2 separate regions of the Homo sapiens genome follow, and region 1 is linked to region 2. The links are chromatin contacts, found by Hi-C or POLR2A ChIA-PET in ENCODE. All regions are on one chromosome and are shown on one strand. The core of a region is the stretch at or near the end of the contact, and the rest is flanking DNA. Distances in the headings are between cores, read along the strand shown.

Region 1 (6,212 bases), core at 2,397-4,896, 140 kb after region 2:
TAATTTTTGTATTTTTAGTAGACGGGATTTCACCATATTGGTCAGGCTGGCCTCAAACTCCTGACCTCAGGTGATCCACCCACCTCGGCCTCCCAAAGTGCTGGGATTACAGGCGTGAGCCACCATGCCCAGCCCATTCTTATATTTTCTATTCTTAAATTGATTTCAGTACCTTCTCCAGTTTGACCCACATTTAAAAGCACTGCTTCAATACCTTTTCATTGCTTGTAGAATAAAACCCATTCTTCTTAACATGGCCTAAAAAGCCCTGCATAATCTAGCTCCTGCCTACCTTTTGAATCTCATATCCCACCCCTCTTGCCTTCCAAGCACTATGCTTTAGCCATATTAGCCTTCTATAGCTCCTAAATAGGCCATTTCTCTTTCTCCCCAGGGCCTTCCTACTTGCTGTATCCTTTGCCTGGAGCACTTTTGTGTCCACTCATCTGCCAACTCCCACTCCTTCAGGGCTCAGCTTAAATAGCAGCCCTTGCCTGACCCCTCAGGCTAAATCACACCCCCCCACACACACATACCCGTTATTCTCTTTCCTATCACCCTGTTCTGTCCCTTTATAACCTTATCACAATTTGTAATTATGTGTGTTTATGTGTTGTAATTATGTGTTTATTTCACATCCTCTCCAGTACCAGCCAATGAACTCTGAGGACAGTTTTTTCACCATTGTCTTGTTCATGTCTGTCTTATTCACTGCTGCATAGCTAGTGCATCACATGGTGCCTGGCCCATAGTTTGTGTTCAAAAGACATTCGTTGAATGAGCTGAGATCTGAAGAACAAATGAAGTGGAATTGGGGAGATGCAGAGAAAGTTTCACTCAGCGAGAACAGCATATGCAAAAACTTGGAGGCTAGAGAGACTAAGGAATAGTCTAAGAATTTCAGCACGGAAAGGCTGGCAGGGGCACAGATCATGAAGGGCCATTTAACCTTTCCTGTTAAGGAAGGTGGGTTTCATTTTGAGCCAGTAGAGACTCACTGAAGGGTCCTAAACATGGGAGTGATATAATTTGATTTAACTTTTATTTAATTATATATATATATATATATATTTTTTTTTTTTTTTTTTTTTTTGAGACGAGTCTCGCTCTGTCGCCCAGGCTGGAAGCAGCATGATCTTGGCTCACTGCAACCTCCGCCTCCCGGGTTCAAGCAATTCTCTGCCTCAGCCTCCCAAGTAGCTGGGATTACAGGCATCCGCCCCCATGCCCGGCTAATTTTTGTATTTTTGGTAGAGATGGGGTTTCACCATTTTGGCCAGGCTGATCTCGAACTCCTGACCTGAAGTGATCCACCCACCTCGGCTTACCAAAGTGCTGGTATTACAGGTGTGAGCCACCGCACCCGGCCTTATTTATGTTTTCAAAAGATATACACTGCCTATAGTGTAGAGAATAGATTCCAGAGAACAAGACTGAAATAGGGAGGCTGTGACAGTATTGCAGGTTAGAAATGGTTCTGGTCTAAACCAGGGTAGTGGCCCCAGAAATGTAGAGACTACATAAATAGATTTGGTAGGAGGTCAAAATGATGGGACTTGGTGACTGCATGGGTGATGGAGGAGAGAAAAGAATTAAGGGTGTAACCCGGGTTTCTGCTTTGACTGGGGTCATTCACTAAGGTAAGACACAAAGAAGGACAAACAGGTTGGAAGGAGGATGCCTTGAGTTGGGAAGAAGCTGAGGTTTTAGGTGTCTCTGGGATATTCAGGTAGAGCTGCCTAATAACCAGTTGAATGCATGGGTCAGGAGAAATATCTGGTTTTGAGGTATCAATTTGGGAGTCATCAGCAAAGATATGATCATTGAAGCCAGGGGAGCAAATGAGATAAAGAAAAGAGCGGCCTGTAATCCGAGGCTTCTCTTTCCTCAAGTGGATCACTTGAGGTCAGTAGTTGGAGACCTGCCTGGCCAATATGGCAAAACCCCGTCTCTACTAAAAATACAAAAATTATTCGGGCTTGGTGGTGCATGCCTGTAATGCCAGCTACTTGGGAGGCTGAGGCAGAAGAATAGCTTGAACCCGGTAGGCGGAAGTTGCAGTGAGCCTAGATCGCGCCACTGCACTCCAGCCTAGGCGACAGAGCAAGACTCTGTCTCAGAAAGAAAGAAAGAAAAAAAAATCACATGTAGAGAGAGGACAAGAGCGCTCAGGCCAAAGCCCTGAAGAGCACCAGCATAAAGCGTTGGACAAAGAGGAGCCTGGAAAGTAAAAAAAGAATTACTAAGGAAGTAGAAGAAAAACAAGGAAAGTGCAGTGTCATGGAAGTGGTTTAAGGAGGAGGGAGTGGTCAACAGTGCCAAATGCTATCAAGAAACCAAGTAGGATAACCTCTGAAAAGATTCTATGGGGGCTGGGCGCGGTGGCTGACGCCTGTAATCCCAGCACTTTGGGAGACAGAGGCCGGCGAATTACAAGGTTAGAAGTTCGAGACAAGCCTGGCCAGTATGGTGAAACCCCGTCTCTACTAAAAATACAAAAAAATAGCTGGGCGTAGCTACTCGGGAGGCTGAGGCAGAAGAATCGCTTGAACCCAGGAGGCGGAGATTGTAGTGAGCCGAGATCGTGCCGCTGCATTCCAGCCTGGGCGACAGAGTGAGACTCTTGTCTCAAAAAAAAAAAAAAAGAAAAGATTCTATGGGATTTAGTGAGATGTTTCATGGCAGACCCTGATGAGAGAGAGCAGTTTCAAGCAAGTAGTGGAGGCAGATTGGAGTGGGTTGAAAGATAAGTGGGAGGTGGGAAAATGAAGACAGTTGGGTGTAGGCAACTCTTTTGAGAAGTTTGTAGAAGAGAAGAGAAGGAGGTGGTTGGAGAGGCAGAATTCTTGGTAATTGTTTATTTGTTTTTAGATGGAAGAGGTCTATGTTTAGATGCTGTTGGGAAGGAGCAAGGACAAATTCCTAGGCTTCGTAGCAAAAAGTCAAGAGCTTCCTCTACGGTGGCTCTGTTTACTCTCTGCAGCAGGTCAGGTTATTTGCTGAGGGTTACAGGGCAGATGGAGCACTTGGGGTTTGAGGGGAAAGGAGAAGGTTTGAAATGGTCACTGTGGAGAACAGAGGGAGAGCTGACTAGTAGGGTTGTGGGTCAAAACTGAGGGCCTGGTAGAAGCTGGGAACCATGGGTTTATAGTGGCACAAATCTGTGAAGTTGAATAGTTTTCCCCAGCAATGTTTAGCTGCCTGGGCGCAGGCATGGAAAAGGCGGACAGTTGGACCGATTCAAGACTGGGATGTTGCCAGGCGGATGCGACAAATCAGGGAACTGAGGGTATTTAAGAAAGTGACTAAGTAAGGGACCAAGATATCTGGTCTGAGCAAAGTGAAGGAGAATCAGAGACAGGTCCTCTATGAGCCAAGCCCTAGGAACACTCAGGAACATGAAGAAAGGGTTTTGGAAAAGAGAGTGAACGGCAAGCAGAGGGGGGAAGACCTGAGATGGGATGGAAGGGCAGATATGGGGGGAGGGGGTTGAGCCCGGAGACTTGCCTGTGGGGAAAGCAGGCTGAGGGGGAATTTTTTAAGGGGCAGGAGGGCCTTGAGAGCGGTAGCAGCGAGAAGTGAGGCGGCCCCGAGCGAGGGGGCGTGGTCAGGCGCAAATCCCGGGCGAGGGGGCGGGGCCCCGGTAACTGGGTCCCAGTGCCGCTGTGGCTGCGGCTGCCTCTGCGAGGCTCCCGCCTCCCCACCCCCCTTCCCAGGGCTCCTTCCCGCCCGCCGCCGCCGAGACCCAGGCTGAAGCTGGGGAGGACGGTGGAGCCCGGCCCAGGCCGTTCTCCTGCCCCCGCGGCTGGAGCATCGTCTGGGACTACTGGCTGAAGGCGAGCCCCGCAGCCCAAGCGCAGCGCACACGCGCGCCCCCGGCCACCGCCGTTCTCTCTTCCCTCCCCTCCTCTCCCCTCCCCTCTCCTCCGCCCCCGGCCTCGGCTGCGGCGGGAGGAAGAACGCTTCCCAACCAGCCAGGAGAGCCCAGATCTATTCCCATTCGGGGAGAAAGAAGAGACCCCGCACTTGGATCCGACCGACTTCTCGCCCCGGGGCCACGGAAGTGGCTCGCCGTCCACCGGAGAGTCCCCGCCGAGCGTAGCCCTCCAACCCTCGCCCAACCGCAGCCGCATAGACAGCGCTCCCCAGCGGGCCCCCGGCCCCGCCGAGCCCACTCCCCGCGCGGGGCCGGGGCCGGGGCCGGCGATGCCTGGCACGGCAGCGGCGGTGGCCGCGGCTGCTGCTGCTGCTACTGCCACCGCTGCCACGGCTGCTGGCCCGGGCCCGGGCTGGGGGCTTGAGTCTCTGCAGTGGGGCTGAGCCCGCAGTCCCGCCCCCCGATCCTGAGGCCGCTGCTCCGCCGGGCGCCGGGCCTCCTCCGCCCGCGCCTCCGCCCCAGGAGCTGGAGCCAAGCGGGGAGCTCGGGCCCCGCGCCCAGGCCCGGACCATGCATGGCCACCGAGCCCCGGGGGGCGCCGGGCCTTCGGAGCCCGAACACCCGGCCACGAACCCGCCGGGCGCCGCTCCGCCGGCCTGTGCCGACTCGGACCCTGGAGCCTCGGAACCCGGACTGCTGGCGCGCAGGGGCTCAGGTTCGGCTCTTGGCGGCCCACTGGATCCCCAGTTTGTCGGACCCTCGGACACCAGCCTGGGCGCTGCTCCAGGCCACCGGGTCTTGCCCTGCGGTCCCAGTCCACAGCACCACCGGGCCCTGCGCTTCTCTTACCACCTGGAGGGCTCGCAGCCTCGGCCTGGTGAGTGAGCGACTGAGAGAGCATGGGAGCCCGGGCCACGGGCCTGGTACTGGGAGCGGGTTCTTGTTCTCGAGCCCTCTAAGCCCCACCTCGGAACAGGCTCGCTTACCTCGGCCCTTTGGGTTCCCTCAAACCCCTCCTCCTCCCCACGTCCCTTGGCCTTATGTCCAGTCCTTTCAACCTCTGTCCCCATCTCCTCTCTCTGTCCCTTGTGCCCCTCAACCTCTCCAACCCCCTTCTCCTCTGTCTGCTGAGGCTAATGGGAGAGGGAGCACTCGCGAGAAAAAGAGGGAGGATTGCAAGGCAGCAATCCTTGGATATTTGGTTGGGGAAACCAGGGTTTCGTTTGGAGAACAGAAGAAAAAAAGGAGCCTTACATTTGCCAAGCGCCTACATTGTACCAGGCACTGGACTGGGTGCTTTACATGGATTTTCATTTCAGCTTCAGGAACCCTCATGAAGTAGATACCATTAGTCCCATTTTGTAGGGAAGGAAACTGAAGCTCAGAGAAGTTAAGCAACTTGCCCAAGGTCACACAGCTAGTATGGAGCCACGATTCAAACCAGATCTGTTTGTGTCCAAAGTCTGTGGTCTTTCTGCTTCCCCAAACTGAGGCTGGAGACCATGAAAGTAATGCCAAGCCTTCTGCTTATGTGATTTTCTCCTGTACTATTCAGCAGCCCTGGAGTATGAGCGGAAAAAAAAAAAAAAAAAAAAAAAAAGAAAGACGGTGGATTGATCCAAGGTTGAGATTTTGCCAGGTGTGTGTGGCGGGAGAACAAGGGAAGGAAGGAGTAGAAGGTGCTGAGAGAGAAAGGTGGAAGAGGTGGGCCTTGGGAGTCAGGCTAGAGGAGAAGGCTGGAGGGGCTGATAGGTAGGGAGACAGCAGAAAAGCCAACAGAGGCAGAAGCCAGTTGTAGCAGGAGCTGGAGAGCTGCAGGTCCACGAGGTTGGTTGTGATGTGAAATCAGGATGGTTTCTTGGATTTGAAAAGGTGGAGCAGCTTTAAGTCAGGCTGAGGCCACAGACCACTGCCTTTGTGCTACACAGACCTGAGTGTCTGAGGAGCACAGCAGGACCTTCCCCATCTGGGGACATTCTCATACGGGCCTGAGCCCAGGAGCCACAGAAGAAGAGCAGCGCACATCTGCCCTGCCTTCCACTGGGACTGAAGGAGTTGTTAAGCCCTTGGGGGCTCCCGGGTTCACACCTCAGGCTCCACAGATCTCTGGGACCGTGGCCTTGCACCAGGTAGCAGTAGTGAAGTATAAAGCATGGGTAGGATGTGCCTTTTGGTGCCTTCATGACCTTGGGCTAGTCATGGAACCTCTGGGAGATTTCAGGGGGCTCCCTCAGTGTGGGCTGAAGATAACCAGCTGGCAACAGGCCCTTAACACCTTGGCCTGCATGTTACTTCTGCTGGCTTTCCAAACTCCCCTTGACACTGTGTAAAGCCA
Region 2 (5,648 bases), core at 2,921-5,420:
TTCAGCCATACAAAAAGAGTGAAATCCTGTCATTTATAACAACATGCATGACATTATGTTAAGTGAAATAAGCCAGGCACAGAAAAACAAATATCACATGTTCTCACTCATACGTGGGAGTTAAGAAAACACTGATCTTGTGGAGGTAGAGAGTAGTAGGATGATTACCAGAGGCTGGCAAGGGTAGTGGAGAGGTGGGGATAAGGAGGGGTTGGTTAATGGGTACAAAAATACAGTTAGATGGTAGGAATAAGATCTAGTGTTTGGTAGCACCATAGGGTGACTATAGTTAACAATAATTTATTGTATATTTCAAAATAACTAAAAGAGTAGATTTGGAATATTCCCAACACAAAGAAATGATAAATGTTTGAGGTGATGGTTATCCCAATTACCCTGACTGGATCATTACACATCATAAACAGGTATAAAAATATCACATGTAACCCATAGGCATGTACAACCCATAAAAATTAAATTGTGTACCCATAAAAATTAAAATTAAATTAAATTATTTAAAAAGAAAACAAAACCCAAAAACCATAAAGGGAATGATTGGTAAACCTAACCATATAAGTTTAAACAAAGTTTATCTTTGCATATACCACAAGCAAAGACAAAAGACAACAAATGGGTGTGGGAGACATTTGTGCAAATACATATATAATAAGAATATTTATTTCAATATTACAACACATAAAAACAAAAAATTAGAAAAAAATAACCACTAAAAGACATCCAATTAAATAAATTCTGGTAACTCCATACATTGTAATAATATGAATTTGTTTTGTCTTGTTTTTAATAAGGTAGATGTATATGTATTGGTACAGGAAGATGTTAAGTGTTATATGAAAAAGGCAATTATAGAACTTTCATTGGTGTAAACAAAAGCATATATTCATATTTATCTTTATGCAGAAAGATACATGCTTGTTTGTATATGCATGGAAAATGGGAAGATGTAGACAAAACTGTTAACAGTTACTGTCTCTGGAGATTGGTATTAGGAGAGAAAAGCATTGGATGAGAACTTTGTTTTTAGTTTATACATTCATTTATTCTACAAATATTGATTGAACTTACATACCAGCAGTTTTAGATCCTCAGGATACAGATAAGGCTTCTGTTCTCATTTCTGAAGAGGAGGCAGACAATAAACAATTACATAAATGAGCAACGCAATTTCAAACAGTGACAAGGGCTATGCAGGGAATAAAAAGGAGTTTATATGACAGAAAGCAGTGGGGCCAAGAGTTGTGTGGGCTATTTCATACTGCGTGGTTTGGCAAAGTCCTCTCTGAAGAAGTGACAATTGAGTGAAGACAATGACAAGAAGGAGCCAGCCACTGGAAAAGCAAGGGGAAAAGCATTACAAAGAGAAGGGACTCTCTGTTTAAAGCTGGCGAAGGAAAAAAAATTTTTTTTTAAATAAAGAGAAGGAACACTCAGTATAAAGGACCAAAGGTGAGAACAACCTTGGCGTGTTCTGGAAACAGAGGCCAATGTAGCTGGAGCTACATTCCTTTACATTGAAAGGAAATAAATGAAAGGAAGAGTCGAAGGAGCTGATTGATGTTCAGATCAGATTATGTCTGTATTGATTGCTTTTGTTTTTATATGACAAGCTTGTGGTCATTTTTAAAAATAAAAATAACATATTAATGCTTTTAAAAAAAAGATTAAGAGAATCTGACAGACCAGCTCCATCACTGGCTGTGTCACCTTAGTCAAGTTAATCTCACTAAGCCTCAGTTTCTTCACTTGTAAAATGAGGAAAAGTACACTCACCTCAGAGGGCCGAAGTGCAAATTAAATTAAACCTATTTAAAAGGCTGTTTTTGTTAAGACTCTTTTGGATGCAAGGAACAGAAACCCAGTGAAGCTAGATCACGAATCAGAAATCCAAGGGCAGGAAGTGAAGTACAGATAAAGCTTATTAAGCCTGGAGCTGCAGGAAATTTCTGGATGAGGCATGGACCCTCTGCTCTGGAGCTTTACCATTAATGTAATTCATCTGCACTACATGTCTGCTTCTCTCTGTACATCTGCCCCAGCTTCCTCATTCAGCCAACCACCTTGAACTGCTCCCCCAGGATTTTAACAGGCACTTGACCTGATTCATAATGCTGCACCCACCTACCCAGCATCCTGGTCTACTGGACCTGTCAGCTCAGCTCCCCACAACTAACTGGCAACTCTCCTCTGGATCTCTTATTTCACATTCCCAAGAGAGCAATCTGATTGGCCCACCTCATCTTCTAAAGCTGGGCCATACAACTCACAGGTTGTGGGCTGGCCTTGGATCAGGTGCTGTATCCTAAAGGAAGGGTGGATGTAATACATAGTTAGTCCTTGCTTGATCATTTGGTAGGAGCTGTAAGTAGAGCCAGTGCTCCCAGAAGGGGATGTAAAGATGGCCAGTGGCCATCAAAGATAGTGGTGGCATCTCTGATGCATGTGTGCAGCAGAGTGACTGGAACATGGCAGGTGTTCAACAAATAGTCATAATTATTCACGGTAACATTATGCCACCTCTTACAGGAAGCCTTCCCAGAACTCTTAAGGTTCCCAAACTTTTTCACCCAGATCAGGACCCCTACTGCAGGAATCATCCAATTAAGAAATCAATGAAATTTCATTATACAGGACAGACTTTTATGGCCTTCTAGGTATAAAGCACTGTACTGGGCACTGGGAGGAAGGATACACAAATGAATGAGGCCCTTATCCTGGCCTCAAGGAGCTCTGAGGATAGTAAAAGGTAAAAGGCAAACTGAGCCATGAGAAATCCACAGATAGGGAGCTCTGGGAGTTCAGAGAAGGGCAAAAACTGTTGTTTATCCGTATGTATGCCTGTCTCCTGGATACCTCCCTTTAGATGTCCCAAAGGCACCTCGAACTAAATGTATTTAAAACTGATCTCATCTGCTCCCTCCCAAACCTGTTCCTCTTCTCAGATTCCCTGTCTCAGTGAGGCAAGTTCATCCAACCCAGTTGCTCAAGCTTGAAACCTGAGCTGCACCCGCTCACAATGTCAGCTGTTGCAGTTGCTAAAGTTGTCCCCGAACCTTTGGTGTGTGTTTGCCTTGCCCCAAAGGTCAGAACTAATAATAAACTTCTGCATTGCTGCAGGATACGGAAATTAAAACCAGCCTGGAGACAGACAAGACCCGGAGTCCACCAGGTTTGATTTCGGACTTGGCTTCTGATGTCAACGGGTATGATCCCTTTCAGGAAAGCGGGTCGACAAGAGCCTAAAACATGTTTATGACATTTTCCTGGTAATTCTGCTCCTAAATCGATATCCACCCACCCCTACTCCTACAGGAAAAGCTCTAAGCACAAAATTATTCCTTGCAGAGATATATTTTGGTGGTCAAACACTAGAAAGTAGTTTTAATATCCAACAAGAGAAGGGTTAAGTGAATTGTGGCACAGCTGTCTAATGGAACATTCTACAACCATTGCTGAGAGATGACGGCTGTGGAGATTCTATAGCAACAGAGAAAAATTATTATGCCATAACTAAGGATGCAGGGTTGTGTGTACACTCTGACTGCAACAACCTAAAAACTGCATGGCCTCAAGCTCTGCTGATGGACATTTAAAATTTCTCCTCTATTATTACTTTTTAAAAAGGCCTTAACTTTATGTCATGTATGGGTATCTCTGGGTTTGGGGTTTTTGGCTTGTTGTTTTCGTTTTTTCAGTCTTTTCCTTCCGTCAATCAACCGCCTTAAAAATGTGTCTTCTTTGTACCAGGCCCTCCCCGAGGTGCTGGTGATTCAAAGGTCAATCACCCACAACTCTTTCTCTGGGATGTCAGGGCAGAAGAGGAAACAGATACAAAAATAAACAGTTTCAAAAATATATGGGCCAGTCTTTATGGGCCCACTTGTGGACGTACGCAGGCACGGTCACCCCCTGGCGGCCACTCGACTACCAGCTCTTGGGTGGCTCTAACCTCTGGACAGCGGCTTCCACTCTCGGTGGCCAGCCCCAGCCTCGTTCTCCGAGAGAGTCCAAGACTCCTCCCTCTCCCTCCTTCTGGGGCCCTCCATCCCCTAGTAGGCGTCTCAGCCTGGGCCTGGCCCAGACAAATCCGACCCTGTTACTCTCACCGGAGCTCCTCCCTCCCCGAAAGCCTCACTCCGGCTGTGAGCTGCAAGATTACGTCATTGTCAATGGTTCGCATGCGCCCTCACCACTGGACAATTGGCGCACCCCTGCCGCAGGCGGGCGTAGCTTCGGGCTCCGGGGTTCTCCCTTTTCCTTTCCTGATGTTTTTTTTAAAGTGGCGACACACTACTTGTAAGAGACGCTGGTAAACTCGTGGCTTTAGGAGGAAATGGGAGCCAAGAAAAGCTGCAAAGCTCAAGGCTCACGACCGCTTGCTCGCCATTGTCCCACTCACTTCCGAAAGAGATAACGCCCCTTTCCGACTCTTTTGGCCTCCCCGCTCCAAGAGTGAGAATCGAAGCCCCGCCCCGTGAGCGTCTAGTCCCAAGATAACCCAGCTGCGCTTGCGAGTGCAAGTACACTGGGGCGGGGCTGACAGGAGGCTGATGCAATCGAGTCGGGCGGGCGGGGCACGTCGGATGAAAGTGGGTACCGGAAGAAAAGGGGTTATTTCAGCAGGCTTAGTAACCCTATTCAAAGTAAGACCTTAATATATAAGTAAAAGTTCGTGCCTGATTTGGAGAGCTCTTTGACTATTAAATTTTTTTTAATGTAACGCCTGTAATCCCAGCACTTTGGGAGGCCAAGGTGGGTGGATCACTTGAGTCCATGAGTTTGAGACCAGCATGGGCAACACAGTGAGACCCTCCCTCTCTATTTTATTTTAAAAAACATTATTTTAAAGGTATATATCCTATTGGCTCAGCAATCCCATTTCCATATATATACATCCAAGACTCCTAGAGAAGTGTATGCGGATCACCTACAGGGCTTTGTTAAAACACAGATTGTTGTGGCCCATCTACTATCAGAGATTAGGAACTTGTGTTTCTAACAACTTCCAGGGTAATGCTGGGGCAAACTGGTTCAAGACCACACTTTAAGAACCTTAGATCTAGAGGACAAAAAACTGCAAGGAGCCTTATGAACAAGTGTAAGCCGTGCTGATTTGTTGGCAATAACGAAAAATTGAAAGTATCAGTGGGGGCAGGAGATGGTTGATAAACTTATCAGTTTAAAATGGGCTATATATAGGCCGGGCATGGTGGCTGACGGCTGTAATGCCAATACTTTGAGAGGCCGAGGTGGGTGGATCACCTGAGGTCAGAAGTTCGAGACCAGCATGGTGAAACCCCGTCTCTACTAAAAATACAAAAATTAGCCAGGCGCCTGTAATCCCAGCTACTCAGAAGGCTGAAGCAGGAGAAACGCTTGAACCCGGGAGGCGGAGGTTGCAGTGGGCCGGAGATTGCGCCACTGCACTCCAGCCTGGGCAACAGAGCCAGACTATCTCAATTAATTAATTAATTAATTTAATGAGCTATATATAAACTGACATGGAAAGATATCGAAGGTGATGATGATAGTAGTGAGGGTGGTGATGATGATACTTAATGTTTATTGAGCACTTACACTGTATCAGGCACTGTGTGAAGGATTTTACATTTCTTACCTCATTTTCTACA

Evidence for each region. A loop is a pair of places that touch in the nucleus more often than their neighbours do. ChIA-PET counts read pairs that join two places held with the same protein, here RNA polymerase II (POLR2A). Pooled maps may share reads with other maps.
Region 1: a loop to region 2 is called in a map of endothelial cell of umbilical vein, with 7 times the contacts of the local background. The contact joins the promoter of FGD1 here to the enhancer-like site in region 2. A Hi-C loop is called at or near these places in 2 of 168 maps with a recorded cell type or tissue (ascending aorta and endothelial cell of umbilical vein) and 14 of 50 pooled maps. POLR2A ChIA-PET finds 5 or more read pairs at or near these places in 4 of 52 experiments (H1, WTC11 and activated CD4-positive, alpha-beta T cell).

Annotation. Positions count from the first base shown.
Region 1 is chrX:54,493,668-54,499,879 of GRCh38, reverse strand. It overlaps FGD1 (FYVE, RhoGEF and PH domain containing 1), which reads left to right and starts at 3,646. Exons shown (of 18, transcript NM_004463.3): 1 at 3,646-4,754. The coding sequence starts at 4,448. RefSeq lists a silencer at 3,534-3,583.
Region 2 is chrX:54,638,318-54,643,965 of GRCh38, reverse strand. It overlaps a transcript of GNL3L not described here. Among named protein-coding and RNA genes, the nearest start is that of GNL3L, 110 kb to the right of the region's middle. RefSeq lists enhancers at 4,022-4,271, 4,562-4,691, 4,258-4,783. Within about 2 kb of position 4,170, at least 40 of the 41 ENCODE cell types and tissues checked have a DNase peak (open chromatin) inside an H3K27ac peak, as active enhancers do; they include ascending aorta and endothelial cell of umbilical vein, where a contact is called at or near this core.